2 separate regions of the Homo sapiens genome follow, and region 2 is linked to region 1. Evidence: chromatin loops called from intact Hi-C (ENCODE). Cell type or tissue: IMR-90. All regions are shown on one strand. Links, peaks and the distances in the headings refer to the core of each region. The heading gives the core; the rest is flanking DNA.

What was found. A loop is a pair of places that touch in the nucleus more often than their neighbours do. Peaks named below come from ENCODE experiments on the same cell type or tissue, not always from the same donor. Only the 100,000 strongest peaks of a DNase experiment are listed, where the experiment ranks them.
Region 2: it touches region 1 in a loop (12-fold over the local background); 2 of 110 quality-filtered maps call a loop at or near these places.

The regions. Positions count from the first base shown.
Region 1 is chr7:136,111,787-136,120,126 of GRCh38, forward strand. The region is part of intron 1 of LOC105375523 (a long non-coding RNA gene); the gene reads left to right. Among named protein-coding and RNA genes, the nearest start is that of MTPN, 140 kb to the left of the region's middle. RefSeq lists a silencer at 3,568-3,677. In IMR-90, for the core only: a CTCF peak has its summit at 3,650 (motif pointing right); no DNase peak of the experiment used is centred there.
Region 2 is chr7:137,622,184-137,630,523 of GRCh38, forward strand. It overlaps DGKI (diacylglycerol kinase iota), which reads right to left. Exons shown (of 33, transcript NM_001321708.2): 7 at 1,300-1,371. Among named protein-coding and RNA genes, the nearest start is that of DGKI, 220 kb to the right of the region's middle. In IMR-90, for the core only: CTCF peaks have their summits at 3,220 and 4,489 (motif pointing left); no DNase peak of the experiment used is centred there.

The sequences.
Region 1 (8,340 bases), core at 327-8,326:
GATCCTTTCAAAAAACCAGCTCCTGGATTCATTGGTTTTTTGAAGGGTTTTTGTGTCTCTACCTCCTTCAGTTCTGCTCTCATCTTAGTTATTTCTTGTATTCTGCTAGCTTTTGAATATGTTTGCTCTTGCTTTTCTAGTTCTTTCAATTGTGATGTTAGGGTGTCAATTTTAGATCTTTCCTGCTTTCTCTTGTGGGCATTTTAGTGCTATAAATTTCCCTCTACACACTGCTTTGAATGTGTCCCAGAGTTTCTGGTATGTTGTGTCTTTGTTTTCATTGGTTTCAAAGAACATCTTCATTTCTGCCTTAATTTTGTTATTTACTCAGTAGTTATTCAGTAGCAGGTTGTTCAGTTTCCATGTAGTTGTGTGGTGTTGAGTGAGTTTCTTAATCCTGAGTTCTAATTTGATTGCACTGTGGTCTGAGAAACTGTTTGTTATGATTTCCATTCTTTTGCATTTGCTGAAGAGTGTTTTACTTCCAATTATGTGGTCAATTTTAGAATAAGTGTGACATGGTGCTGAGAAGAATGTATATTCTATTGATTTGGGATGGAGAGTTCTGTAAATGTCTACTAGGTCCACTTGGTCTAGAGCTGAGTTAAAGTCCTGGATATGCTTGTTAATTTTCTGTCTTGTTGATCTGTCTAATATTGACAGTGGGGGTTTTAAAGTCTCCCGCTATTATTGTGTGGGAGTCGAAGTCTCTTTGTAGGTCTCTAACAACTTGCTTTATGAATCTGGGAGCTCCTGTATTGGGTGCATATATATTTAGAATAGTTAGCTCTTCTTGTTGAATTGATCCCTTTACCATTACGTAATGCCCTTCTTTGTCTCTTTTGATCTTTTTTGGTTTAAAGTCTGTTTTATCAGAGACTAGGATTGCAATCCCTGCTTCTTTTTTCTTTCCATTCACTTGGTAAGTATTCCTCCATCCCTTTATTTTGAGCCTATATGTGTCTTTTCACATAAGATGGGTCTCCTGAATACAGCACACTGATGGGTCTTCACTCTTTATCCAATTTGCCAGTCTGTGTCTTTAATTGGCACATTTAGCCTGTTTACATTTAAGGTTAATATTGTTATGTGTGAATTTGATCCTGTCATGATGCTAGCTGGTTATTTTGCCCATTAGTTGATGCAGTTTCTTCATAGTGTCAATGGTCTTTACAATTTGGTATATTTTTGCAGTGGCTGGTACTGGTTTTTCCTTTCCATGTTTAGTGCAGTCAGGCCTGGTGGTGACAGAATCTCTCAGCATTTGCTTGTCTGTAAAGGACTTTATTTCTCCTTTGCTTATGAAGCTTAGTTTGGCTGGATATGAAATTCTGGGTTGAAAATTCTTATCTTTAAGAATGTTGAATATTGGCCCCCAACTCTCTTCTGGCTTGTAGAGTTTCTGCTGAGAGATCCACTGTTAGTCTGATGGGCTTCCTTTTGTGGGTAACCCAACCTTTCTCTCTGGCTGCCCTTAACATTTTTTCCTCCATTTCAACCTTGGTGAATCTGACAATTATGTGTCTTGGGGTTGCTCTTCTCGCGGAGTATCTTTGTGGTGTTCTCTGTATTTCCTGAATTTGAATTTTGGCCTGTCTTGCTAGGTTGGAGAAGTTCTCCTGGATAATATCCTGCAGAGTGTTTTCCGACTTGGTTCCATTCTCCCTGTCACTTTCAGGTACACCAATCAAATGTAGATTTGGCCTTTTCACATAGTCCTGTGTTTCTTGGAGGCTTCTTTTGTTTCTTTTCACCCTTTTTTCTCTAATTTTGTCTTCTCGCTTTATTTCATTGAGTTGATCTTTGATCTCTGTTATCCTTTCCTGCGCTTGAGCGATTCAGCTATTGATACTTGTGTATGCTTCACAAAGTTCTCGTGCTGTGTTTTTCAGCTCCATCACCTCATTTATGTTCTTCTCTAAACTGGTTATTCTAGTTAGCAATTCATCTAACCTTTTTTCAAGTTTCTTCGATCCCTTGCATTCAGTTAAAACATGCTCCTTTAGCTCGGAGGAGTTTCTTATTACCCACCTTGTAAAGCCTACTTCCGTCAATTAGTCAAACTCATTCTCTGTCTAGTTTTGTTCCCTTGGTGGTGAGGAGTTGTGATCCTTTGGAGGAGAAAAGGCAGTCTGGTTTTTGGAATTTTCAGCCTTTTTGCACTGGTTTCTCCCCATCTTCGTGGATTTATCTACCTTTGGTCTTTGGCGTTGGTGACCTTCGGATTGGGTCTCTGAGTGAGTGTCCTTTTTGTTGATGTTGATACTATTCCTTTTCTGTTTGTTAGTTTTCCTTCTCACTGTCAGGCCCCTCTGCTGCAGGTCTGCTGAAGGTCCCTCCAGACCCTGTTTGCCTGTGTATTGCCAGTGGAGGCTGCAGAACAGCAAAGATTGCTGCCTGTTCCATCTTCTGGAAGCTTTGTCCCAGAGGGACACCTACCAGATGCCCACCAGAGCTCTCCTGTATGAGATGTCTGTTGGCCCCTACTGGGAGGTGTCTCCCAGTTGGATACATGGGGGTCAGGGACCCACTTGAGGAGGCAGTCTGACCTTTAGCAGAGCTCGAACGCTGTGCTGGGAGACCCGCTGCTCTCTTCAGAGCCAGCAGGCAGGGACGTTTAAGTCTGCTGAGGCTGTGCCCACAGCTGCCCCTTCCCCCAGGTGCTCTGTCCCAGGGAGCTGGGGGTTTTATCTATAAGTCCCTGACTGGGGCTGCTGCCTTATTTTCAGAGATGCCCTGCCCAGAGAGGAGGAATCTAGAGAGGCAGTCTGGCCGCAGCAGCCTTGCTGGGCTGTGGTTGGCTCCACCCTGTTCAAACTTCCTTGTAGCTTTATTTACACTGTGAGGGTAAAAGTGCCTACTGAAGCCTCAGTAATGGCGGACACCCCTCCACCCACCAAGTTCAAGTGCCCCAGGTCGACTTCAGACTCCAAGAATTTTTTTTCTTTTTTCTTTTTTTTTTTGAGATGGAGTCTCAATCTGTCGCCCAGGCTGGAGTGCAGTGGCGCAATCCCGGCCCAGTGCAACTTCTGCTGCCCAGTGATTCTCCTGCCTCAGCCTCCCAGGTAGCTGGGATTACAGGCGCTTGCCACCACATCTGGCTAATTTTTGTAGTTTTAGCAGAGATGGGGTTTCACCATCTTGGCCTGGCTGGTTTTGAATTCCTGACCTCGTGATCCATCCACCTTGGCTTCCCAAAGTGCTGGAATTAAGGCATGAGCCACCCTGCCCAGCCTGGCAGTGAGAATTTCAAGCCAGCGGATCTTAGCTTGCTGGGCTCCGTGGGGATGGGATCCGGTAAGCTAGACCACTTGGCTCCCTGGCTTCAGCCCCCTTTCCAGGGGAGTGAACGGTTCTGTCTCGCTGGCATTCCAGGCGCCACTGGTGTATGAAGAAAACCTCCTGCAGCTATCTCAGTGTCTGCCCAAAGGGCCGCCCGGTTTTGTGCTTGAAACCCAGGGCCCTGGTGGTGTATACACCCGAGGGAATCTCCTGGTCTGCAGATTGCGAAGACTGTGGGAAAAGTGTAGTATCTGGGCTGGATAGCTCTATCCCTCACGGCAGGTCTGGAGAAGTTTTATCTCTTTCTCCAGTGCTGTGCACTTCCCTCGGTGGAAATTATATTGGGTTGTGCAGTTCACGCTACCGGCCAGTAGGTGGCACTTATGGGTATGAACCAGCTGAGCGCTGTACTATGCCGTCTGCTGAAGTTGTGATGGGCCCTGCAGGTTGACTTCCTGGCCTTTAAGTAGCGCTTGCAGGTGAGAGGCAATTGCAGTGATGGCAGTAGAATTTTTTCTTGGCCTTGGTTGAACAGGGGAAGTACTGGGCTGTCCTTGGCGATGGGCAGGGTGTGGGGGTCTCAGGGATACCATTCTGTGCTCTGCTGAGAGCAGCTGGAGGGGGCAAAGCTGGATGTGGCTGGGTTGGGCAAGTCCATTATCAGCCTCTCTGAGGCCGACGTGAGCGCTGACCTTGGTGGAGGCATAGGGGTAGCTCTCAGGCTGGTAGGACAACCTTTCAGGAAGGGACGAAGAAGACCCTCCTGTGCCACAGAACTTGCTTAGGGGAAGAGAAGTGGACCGGGGTTTTCAGCCCAGCAGGCAGCCATGGGGCCCACACAGTTTAAGCTCCCCTGATCCAGTGAGTCTCCCTTTCACATCTGGTCCAGCCAGCAAGCCTGACCAGCTAAGTTCATCCCAAGCTGTCTGCGCCCAGATCGCTGAACCCTACTGGGCATTCCAGGCTGCCAGACTCCCTGAGGGGGAAACTGCAGCTATCAGGCCATGCCTTTCCCCACCTGGCCTTGCAAAGGAAGGGGTGCCCAGCTCCCACACCACTGCATGAACCAGCACCACACTCTGTGTTCTGATAGTGGGGGCTCCTCCGCTACTCAAGATCAGGCCACAACTGTTAACTCAATGCCCCTGGGCGATGTGCTCGAATCCTGGAGAATTGGGACCTGGCCCTTGGATTTGTCCTCTGGTCCCTTGGGGCCAAAGTAAAGCTGGGATGGGGGAAGTGAGCTGCTGGCATGCTGCCAACACAACGCTTAGATGGGGCAGTGGAGGCTGTGCTGGGGGTATACTCCTGTGGGAGTGGCCAGGCAGATGGTCTTGGGAGGGCCAGCAGGCAAGGAGAAGTTTGATTCATCTGCACCTCATCGGCGACAATGGCCGCGGGGTGTTTCTTAGGCCTGTGAGTGAGGTCGTACCCTGTTCTCTACTGGCCCAGCAGACAGCAGGAGCTGCAGTTGCTTAGTGCAGGATGGACGTCCAGAGCCTTAGTGGATACGCGTCCAGAGCCTTACCAGATAGCCTCACTCTGGCCCCATGTTTTGCCACAAGCTGCCCAGCACAGCAAAGCCTTCTGGGCTCCATGCAGGTTCTCGCTGTGCCTCTCCATTTGTCTAGGCAACTCCCCCTGCCAATCCAAAGATCTGCAGGGGTCATGGGAACTCCTGTAGCTAGGACTCAGGGCTCCATGGTGGGCATGTGGTGCCCTGCAGTGCCTTCATTTACCCCTTTCTTGGGTCCAGTCTGGGTTCAGGGGCAGGTCCTGGCACCTGGTGACAGAGCAGGCTGTCCCCCCTCCTTCCTCTTCAGCCACAGTGTCTGCATCACCTCTCTATTGACTTTCAGTGTTTTCTTTCAAAAGATCTGTTGGAGGTTTGAAGTCTTACTTGATATTTTGGTTCCTCTTTGTGGAAGAGGTGCTTCTAGCTGCATCCGGTTGGCCATCTTGTCTAATTTTGTGTTACTTTTTTTTTTTTTTTTGGAGACAGGGTCTCACTCTGTCGCCCAGGCTGCAGTGCAGTGGTGTGATCATGGCTCACCGCAGCCTTGACCTCCTAGGCTCAAGCGATCCTTTCACCTCAGCTTCCTAAGTAGCCAGGACTACAGGTGAGTGTCATCACGCCTGGCTAATTTTTGTATTTTTTGTAGAGACAGGATTTTGCTATGTTGCTCAGGCTGGTCTCGAACTCCTGGGTTCAAGGGATCTGCCCACTGTGGCCTCCCAAAGTACTGGAATTACAGGCTTGAGCCACTATGCCTGGCATGTTACATCCTTGAGACTAGCATGCTAACTTCACGTGTCTTGACACCCAGTTGGCTCCTCAGCCAGCCTTGGGCCTTCCATCAGTTTGACTGCTTCTGAGTATGTTATAAAGCCAAAGAATCCTGTGGCCACAAGCCCTCTTACACACCTCTATTGCTGTCATATGAATCCCTTGTTCTGTGGTGAGGTCCTGTAGGCTGCCATATTGATAGAGAAGATGCGTGTGAACTCTCAGATGGCAGTGCTGACAGAGGCACTGTGGTCAAGGAGGGCGTGCACAGATGTAGAATGTGTCTCAATTCCAGTGAACTCATTGCTGCCCCCTTCCACCCACCACCCAGGTGTGAGAGATGTTATGTAACGAACCCGCCACCCAGGTGTGAGAGATGTTATGTAACTAACCCACCGCCAGGTGGGTGGCCGACCTCCTCAGGGAATGAAGGCTCATCATGGGCCCATAATATTCTCTCTCTTGCGAACCATTGGGCATTTAGCCAGCAGTGGCCCATGGTTAGAACAGGTTAATGCAGGAGCAAGCTGTTTATATTATGTAGGTGGTACTTGGCCCCAGCCCTCTCTGTCCTGCACACTGCAAGTCACAAATTAAGCCTTTCAAGATCCACTTATTGGCTTTATGTGAGAAGTAAGTAGCTCCCTATCCTACTCTCTCCTTGATAGGAATCAGGGACCAGATGAGACTTACAGCATGGTTCTCTACAAGAAATTCTTACTGCAAATTCTCTCTCCTTCATTTTCAACAGTCTGACCCTTTTTAATATTCAATATGGGTAGAGGGTGTAAGAGTAGTGAAACTACTTTTTAGTACCATGATATTTTTTCTTGGTCTGGCATCTTACTTTGATAACTGTTATCTATCATCTTAGGATCTCAGGCAAAACTTCTATTTTAATACTCTGTTAAATGTGCATACTCTCACGTCTATCATCTCAGTCTTTAGATTTTCAAATATGCACAAGAAGATGTGCAAGGAACTTCACTGCAATGCTGTTTGCAATAGAAAAAAAGTTAGAAGAAAACAACCTAAGTAACACTAGATTAAAAAATGGACTAATAAACTCTAGTTATTCAAACAATGAAGTACTATACAATAGTGAAATTGAATGACTAGCTCTTAAAAACATAATACTGAGTACAAAAAGCAATTTAGATCCATATAGTATAATATCATTTATTTAAGCATTAGAAGCCCCACAGAAAACAATATATGGTGGTTTTGAATATATATATGTAAAATATTAAATATAAACATTGAAATATCAATTTCCAGGAAAAGGAGGGAAGAATAAAGAGTGGGTAAAAAAACTTACCCTTTAAAGAAGACAGAATGTGATTTTTGAACAATATTATAAAATCTTTACATTTAATTATTTAAATTTAATAAGTTAATAACAATACAATTAACATAAATTAATATAATTTCATAAATTAATTTCTTTAAATATTAAAGGATTGAATGTAATATCTTTATTTAATCTTGATAGTATTAAAAATAATTTTACAGTACTTTTGAAATTATTCACAATTAATACACTTTAGAAAAAATAATGAATTGGATGTTGTTAAAAGCCATAAACTATAGGCTTCTAAATATATTAGTATGAGTACTACTTTTTAGTGTAAACGTTTCATTCCTTATTATAGCAGCACCCCCATACATTTGAATAATAGTGGTACTGTCGTACAAAGTAATGTTCCTTTCGTTTCTGAACAATGAATGATGTTAATAGATTAGGGGCCATTTGTCCTAGAGTTATCAAATATTTAGCCTTTTTACTATGTAGTAATGAAAAGTAATAATGTAATAGCTTTTTCACTCTCAATGATTCTTCTAAGTTGGACGTACTTGGAGTTCTATTCAAAACTTAATTTTCTATTCTGAATTTATTCTAATTCATTCTATCTATAGAGATTCCCCACCAGCTCCTTAGGAATCAAGTCCTGGGAAGTATCAACTACTGGATCACAGTTGGTTCTTCCTCATGGGCTGCACCTCCAGGACACCTGGGTGGCTGGCCCCTCCCTCCTCTCTGCCAGGCTCTGCATCAGCTTGCACAGCTTGCCTGTGGTTCCCACTTGTCTCTAATGCAGGGTGTTCAGTGTATTCACATGCCTCTTTCTATTTGTCTTCATACCATTGGGCAAACAGGGAAGATCTTAGCCAAAACTATGACTTTGGCAGAAATTATTTGCAGAGTCTCCAACTGTTTCCTTTTAATATACTTCAGTTCAGCTTTACAAGCAATAGATGTTAAGCTGATACATAATAGATGTTCATTTATTGATAGATAAATGATACATAATAGATGTTCATTCATTGATAGATAAATTATACATAATAGATGTTCATTTATTGATAGATAAATGATACATAATAGATGTTCATTCATTGATAGATAAATGATACATAATAGATGTTCATTCATTGGTAGATAAATGATACATAATAGATGTTCATTCATTGATAGATAAATGATACATAATAGATGTTCATTTATTGATAGATAAATGATACATAATAGATGTTCATTCCTTTATTGCACATCTATTATGTATCAGGAACTTTGCCAGGTGCTGACAATAAACAAGATGACTAAGATGTAACTCTTACCTTTAAAATCTGAGTCCGGTGACTGATGACCTGTTTCTAAATTCTCCTTGAACTTTGAGAAGAAGAAAAATCTGATATTGGTTCACCTTGTCTTCTCTTCTGAGCCTCAGGCTCATATTTTTGGCTACCTAGTAAACCTTTTTCCTAGACTA
Region 2 (8,340 bases), core at 210-8,209, 1.5 Mb after region 1:
GACATGTAGGAGGCTAGAGATATTATTAAGTTGAACTATATGGAACTGCCAAAATATAAATGGTTTTGACCCACAAAATGTCCATTTCATATGTTTCAACTAAATGCATCTGTTCCAGCCCCATGGCCTGTGTGGCTAGTTTAGCGTGATGTGTGTAGTGGCAGGAGTTTTCTGCAAACCTTTAACCTCACCAAGACACCACAGCCTTTTCTTTGCAGGTCCCCTGTGCAATGAAGGGGTTATATATTCCAACTTATTCAAAAGAATAGGGACATTGAGAAATTACAGCAGGCATCAGCAAACTTTTTCTATAAAGGCACAGGGAATAAATATTTTAGGCTTATGGGATCATCCACCTCTGTTGCAATTACTCATCCTTGCCATTGTAGCATGAAAGTGTCTATAGACAATACATAAATGAAAAAAAACAGCCACAGACAATATATAAATAACTGGGCATGGCTGCATTCCAGTGAAATTTTATTTACAAAAATAGATGGCAGCCAGACTTGGCCTACGAGCTGTAGTCTGCCAACACCTGGGTTAGACTATATGTTATGTGGTAAAAGAAAGAACAGGTACACAGGTACACATGTACAAACAAATAAGAAAATGTAGCATCTGGTACAGACCGAGGAATTACGCTCTAAATAAAGTGGGAAAAAAGGTAGATTAAAGAAAAATAAATAGGGACATTACCATCAGATCCTAATGAGTATATATATGTTCAAATGTAAGAAAGAGCTACATTTCAATGAGTGTACAGACAACATCCAAACCTAAAAAAGCATACAAGAACCACTCTTCTTATCCTCACACTTAGCCCCAAAATAAAAAGTCATGCACATTAAACATTAAAACCAGAAGAGCCAGGATTCCTGTCCACCTGTGTTGGAGGGACCTCTTAGGTCATACGTTGCTTTGCTTCTAATGTTGTACCTTCATACCAGAGGAGTTCTCAACAATACAGAGGTACTGGAGGGAAAATGTGGTCTAGGTGTGAGAAGTCCTCAACTCTAGACCCAGTGTTAGAATTAGGGGAGGATTTTCTAGTCTTTGACCCCAAGCTTTAATGTACATAAAATATAGAAGTTAATTTATCTCTCTAGTGTATCCCAGCTCATCTATGCTATTGTTCTATAGTTTCAGTCTGTCTTTCTTCCTCCAAGGATCCTATATGAGAAAAGCAATACATTAAATTAGGAATGCCTTCTACTTCCAGGGAGAAACTCAAATAATGACACAAGTGTATTTCGACAAAACATGAGCCCACATTGCTTTATTTCATCCCAATCTTACCGCCTGCTTGCACCAGGAACAGCTGATAGCCACAATCTCTTTACTGTGGAAGGAGAACTTTTGCTGGAAGCCCTGGGATATTAGAACAAGAGACAGATAATTTAAAACCACCTCAGTTACAGCGCACATTTGCCCTCCTGAAGTGCAATGACGTGAATAAGGCCAGAAGGCCAGGACTGTCACCCACCACTGGAGGTAAGTAGAATTGCAAAGGCCACATTGAGCACCACACTCTCCACTTTCTGCCTGCAATGATTTTCTAATCCTGAAGCATTTCAAGTGAGAGAGAGAGGAGGTGCTGGTATTTCCTAGACCACCTACTACTCAAAGTCAGCCACACAAAAAGAGCTTTTTGAAAAAATAAATGTTGTTCTGATATGTTTTTATTATAACCAAAGGAAAAGCCATTATTGGTTCACATGGTCTTGTCTAACAATAATCATTCATCTCAGAGGGTCTATACAACTTTAGCATCCGAGAACCCAGAAAAAAAAAAAGAAATGAAATATCAGAGAGACAATAACTGGAACTCCGGGTCTGGGAGAAGTCCAACGGTGTAGTAGTAAATTCAGACACTTTCATAAGCCCCTTGAGATGTCTCCACTCAAAACAAGCAGCTTTTAATTTTTATTCTTTACCAGGAAGCAACGATGAAATCAATGAAATGGTAAACCTAATCCTCTTAAAGGAACAAACTGAATTACTTTTCCATCCAGAACAGAAGAGGTGATTTTCGGCTGCTGCTGTCCCTAAATAATGGCCAGAGAGAAGTATGTAGTATTGCACAAAGAATTTTTTTAGCCTTCCCAAAGCTCATCCATTTCCCTCTGCCTGTGAAATCTAAACCCAAACAAAAAATTCAAAGCCACAATAAAAAATGTTAAAACAGAGCTTTTGTAAGGTGATCAAAAGAAAACAGAAAGATGTGATAGGCAGGAAAGCTATTCAAGGCACTGGCTAAGTAAGTCTGGCTTAATGTGTACAGATAATTTTAAGTTGAAAATCAATTACCACATTATTAAATTATGTCCCAATGGCATTTTTCAGCGCCCATAATCCCTGCCCATCTGCAGTACTTTATATACTACCGAGCATTTCCTCCTTTTGAACCTCTCTCGTTTTTGTTTTTGTTTTTTTTTTGAGACGGGATCTTGGTCTGTAGCCCAGGCTGGAGTGCAGTGACCCAATCTCGTCTCACTGCAAGCTCCGCCTCCCGGGTTCACACCATTCTCCTGCCTGAGCCTCCCGAGTAGCTGGGACTACAGGCGCCTGCCACCACGCCTGGCTAATTTTTTGTATTTTTTTAGTAGAGACAGGGTTTCACCGTGTTAGCCAGGATGGTCTCAATCTCCTGACCTCATGATCTGCTCACCTCGGCCTCCCAAAGTGCTAGGATTATAGGCGTGAGCCATCTCGCCCGGCCTTCTCTCCTCTCTTGATTTCCTAACACACCATCCCAGTTCTCTTCTACCTCTCCAGTCTTCTGTATGTGGACAGACAACCAGGACTGGTTTCACTACTTTTGCTCCAACCTGAACTACCACTTCCAGAGACATGACCTTAACGTCAGACTCTCCTGGGTTTTGAAAAATGTATCCATCAATACCTCCTTCTCAAAAACCTAAGCGGTATTTTCACTCCCTGTGCAGAAAAGAGTTAACATAGCAAATCAGACTCCTTAAAAAGGCTGCTTGCAGCTGGGTGTGGTGGCTCACGCCTGTAATCCCAGCACTTTGGGAGGCTGAGGCAGGCAGATTGCCTGAGGTCAGGAGTTCAAGAGCAGCCTGACCAACATGGGGAAACCCCGTCTGTACTAAAAATAGAGAAGTCAGCTGGGCTTGGTGGCAGGCGCCTGTAATCCCAGCTACTCGGGAGGCTGAGTCAGGAGAATTTCTTGAATCCAAGAGTCGGAAGTGGCAGTGAGCCAAAATCGTGCTACTGCCCCCTAGCCTGAGGGATAGAGCAAGACTCCATCTCAAAAAAAATAATAAAATAAAAAATTTAAAAAAAAATAAAGAAAGGCTGCTTGCAAGGTTGGCCCTTGGTTGGCATCTGGGAACTCGGATTGCAGGAGGGTTTCTCCAATTGACAGCACAGTTAAGAGAGTCTCATTGGGCCTAAACTGTTTGCACAGACTGGGCATGGTGGCTCATGCCTGTAATTCCAGGACTTTGGGATGCTGAGGTAGGCAGATTGCTTGAGCCCTGGAGTTTGTGACCAGCCTAGGCAACACAGTAAGACCTTATCTCTATATTAAAATTAAAAAAAAAAAAAAAAAGACAGAAAAGAAACTTTTTGCACCAATGTACATTTTGTCCTTCTGGAAGTCTGGAATTTTATTATGTGCAATGCAGAGACCTGCATACCTAACCCTTCGGCCCACTAGACTCTGTGTCCTCTTGTAAGCTGTTCTGTTTAGGCAGTTGCAACTCTTATGTGATTATGTGAAAAGTGCTTATGTGAAAAGGCCTCAATAAAAACCCTGGACACTGAGTCCAGTATTCCTTCCACATGTGTTTCACAGTACTTTGCTGGAGGAATTAGGCACATCCTGTGTGACTCTCCTGGGAGAGGACTCTTGGAAGCTTGTGCCTGGCCTCCTCCAGACTTTGTGCCATGAGCCCTTCCCTTTGTTGATTTTACTTTGCATCCTTGTGTTGTAATAAACTATAGATATTAGCACTATACACTGAGTCCTGTGTGTCCTCCTAGTGAATCACTGAACCTGGGGTGGTCTTGAGGACCCCTGATATGTTCCTCTCCTCCCAGATAAGGACTCCTGCTATTTCTTCCTCTGTCAATGACAGTATCTTTTCCCAAGAAGAAAAAAAGTGCTTCTGACACACACACACACACACACACACACACACACACACACACACGGACTTAAGTGCTGAATTTTGATGTCCATGTGTTTACTACTACAGGGCCAGCAACAACCCCCACAGTCCCCAACACCTGAGAGTTGCAACCGCCTAAACAGAACAGCTTACAAGAGGACACAGAGTCTAGTGGGCCAAAGGGTGAGGTATGCAGGTATTTTCCAAGATGATGCTAAACTGTTCAATATGAAATAAGATGGCACCAAAACTGCAGAAATGACTTCACATTGCAGCCATTTGAAAAGCTCCTCATCATCCCCCAAGCCATTTTTCAGGGAGCAAAAAAAGGCTACAGCGACACCTTGTGGCTACTGTGTGGGAAGGAAAAGAGCAGCAGAAGCCGGGGTGAGACCCGAGTGCCTCTGTCCAGTCCGGTATCACGCTCTGCTGAGGGTCACCTCCCATCCGGATTTTTGCTCCATTTTCTAACTTGTCCCTCCACTGATAGTCTGTTTCTCCCTTTATTCCTCACTCTATCCTGGGCACTGCCACCCGGTGAAATGATGCTTTCTAAGTTTCTGCCTCCCATTCAAAATACTTGAATGACACTTCTTTCCTTACAGATTAACAGAACAAGCTCTTCATGCAGGTATTCAGGGCCATCCATAATCTTCCCACCAATTTTCTGACATCTATCTTCCACTCCTTTGCATTATAAATTCCTGTCCGCAGTGAGACAGGTCTACTCATATCCACAATATGTTTTATTCTTTTATAGTTCTATTTATTTATTTATTTTTGGCTGTTTCTTCACTCCCAACATACCATCTAGAAACCTACCCCCATTTCATATACAGTATCTAAATTTTGCTTCCACTAAAAAATCTACAAGAGTCTTCCAAAATAACCTCAACTCACTGTGACCTCTCCTTGTACAGGCTTGCCTTGCCTCGTACCTACCCTTGCCATTATAAATAGCTGCCCTATGTGGCTGGTTATTTTGTGTGCACATGTATTATCTCTCAATGGAACTGTAAGTTCTTTGAAGGCAGTCAGTCCTTGTCTAGTTCTTAGCAAACTGGCATAGTTCTTTGAACATCATAGGCATGCCATGATATTTTCTGATTAATTGAACAAAAAGTTGCTGCTATTCTGTCATGATCTAATTACAAACTTCACGCTATCCAGACATTATAAGCCTTACCCAAGCCACCTGAAAATGTTTCCTCACAGCATCCTTCCAGGCAAAAAAACTAACCCCTACAGCCACTGCAAAGATGGTAGGATTCCGATGTTCATTTTTAAGTCCACAATATTAAAATGCGGCATGGATAAAAATCAATACAGTAGAATTTGTGGCAAGACAGCAGTAGTAGCCACAACTAGAGGTCTGCTAAATGTTACAGTTTTAAATGTATCATTATTAAGTCTTAAATGCAATCACCAGGCCACCATTCTCTCCACTTAGATATCAGATGGCTGTGCATGAAACAAAAGCTGAGGAGAGACGGCAAAGCTCAGAACCATTCTTGGATCTTCTTGTTGGCTGAGTGATCTTAGGCAAATCACTTAACTCTTCTAACTTCCTCTTTCATGAGAAAATGGGAATAATAATACAAACCTCTCCTATAACACTAAGTGGTTATAAGCATCAAATGAGGCCATGCATTTAAAACTCTTTATAACACTTTACCTACTTATGTATTTAATGTGTGTTTATATAAAGCTAAGGAGTGCTTTTATTGCCAAGATCTATGAACAAGAATCTCTTCCACCATCTCGCCGAGAAAGCTTTCTGGTGTCTAATATGTGACTAAGTGATGCTCTACTCAATGATATAGGGTGAGTGTATCTAGCCCCACCTCGCTACTAAGTATTAGCCCTCTGGTTTTTGGGAGAGAATAGATACAATACACTGTGGTACTAACAGCCAGACCGATACTAGAAACAAACAATAAGGCCAATCACAATTGGGGCACTGGGCACTACACTTATGCAGTATTGTGGCAGGGCCCTTGGCAATGAGCCTGGTGGTAATCAACTCTGTGCTTTGTTTTAGATTCTTGTCTGGCAGACTCACAGCAACCATAGCTTCGGGCTTATCATCTAACACAGAGACATAAATAGAGCACATCAGAGCCTTCATGGACCAAGTTCCCATTAAACCACCTGCTATAGGAAGACTCTGGCCAGGCTCTCAGCATGCCAAAATGAACCAGATTCCCAATTACTCATTTTTAAATGTTGGCCCAAATCTGCTAATATGGTACTGACAGATGCCCTGACTGAAGTTCAACCGACTCTGTGATTTTTAAGAGCTGTTTAGTTCAGTACCGTCAAAGAGGAAAATAGGGATGGGAGGCCAGATGCTTTGGATCCAACTGACTTCAGGATTAAAAATACCAAGAACATTGAGGAATAAGGTCTTTTTTTGTTCTTTGGGATTTTTCAATCAAATTGAGCCTTTGGAATAAAGTTTAAACCAGATTTATTCTGAGTACTAAAGTTTTGTTGCCTTCTGACTTCTTCTGTCATCTAGGGCAGGTACCAGAGGGCACTCAGTTTTACAGCCTTGGCTGAAACCAGAAAAAAAAAGGGCTTGACTTAAGATAAGCTGAATTTATTTCATTATTTCTGTATTTAACTTTGTTTGGGGTGAGAGAATATTCTGACCATAGGCTGATTCCCTATTTGATCTGATTTGATCCAACACAAGAGTTGATATTCCTCCTACCTCCAAAACTTTAAACAACAAAATAAACCTCTCCATATCCACTAGCGTGTCCAAGGCTCACAAAGTATTACAAAGGACAAACCCATGGAATTATAAAATAAGACTGACTCAATTTGCTTTCGTTAATATTTATCTTAAAACACAGAACTCCAAACATTTCTACACAAATACTTCCTATGATTTTTGAAAAAAAAAAAGTACTTTTATGTATTTTATATTTCATCTCTAAAATGTTTATCATACATTTAATTAATGGCAAAGTTAAGTTTCTAGCAAAATAAGATGAAAATTTTAAAATCAAACTGTTGGACCACATATAAAGGTATTCTATGGGATAGCAATAACATAGTGATTTGGTACACACTAGTGTCAAGACAATTTTTCCATTTTCACTTTGCTTGAAGACCTCAAACTGGTTGTGGTGTTTCAACATAATTGCTTCCAACCCTCCGAAGTTGACAAACAACTGTGATGTTTGGGCATTCCACCAGTGGAAGCAGATAAGCAACTGAGACCTTCACGTGACCCAGGTACAGACCCACACCAACCTAACTGAAAACTTTTTTCAGTGATAAAAAGTGGCATTTGTTTTAACCAACTATCTACTGACTTACGGACTATATCTGTCTTATCCAGAGTGTAGCCTTCAGTTTTTAACCAGCAAAACCCACCATAACCCAACTCCCTAATACATACACAAATTATTGGCTTTTTCCTTCAACAAATTATTCAGCCTAGTTTTCTGCTGATATGTGTACCCTTGCCTGGTAATGTGACTAATGTGAAACCTTGAAAATTAGGCTGGTTTGATAATATGCCTTTTCCATAGTTTTCTCACAGTGTAAAAATGGTAGCATAATATTCTAGACTTTGCAAAACTAGGGTTTATTTACCCATAGAAAACCTAAGTTTTCTAAATTTCCTAAATTTTCTATACAAATTTTACTAGTCTTAAAATTGTTATAAATATTCAAGATCTTCAAAATGTAAACATATATATTCATCTATATTGGATTATAGTAAACAAGATCTTTATAATTTCTGACAGTGTTGCAAATTAGCTGAATCTAGATAGTTACTTTATTAGAATCATCTTTGAAAAATCTAAATGCATGTCTCTTGGATTTAATTACAATATCTTTTATGGCATTAATAAAAGACTCTGAAAGTTTTTCAGTGCCCTTACTGTCTATAATATTTTCCCGTTCCAGAGGAATCAAGGATTTATGTCCATAGATTGACATTTTTTTACCCCTCTGTATTCTAAATTCCTCCATTCTAATATTGTTGGTAATCACAATATATTATTAATCAAAGCCAATCACCCCCATCATCCTGAGAAAGGTTTTGCTTTTTCCATTCATTTATCTGAAGGCTCCTGCTGCAAGCTATAGATCATTCAGTCTTCTGGGGAAAAACATCAAAAATTTAAGGCACAAGATTCTCAGTACAACTTAACAACTCTTACCACAAATGTGTCATGCT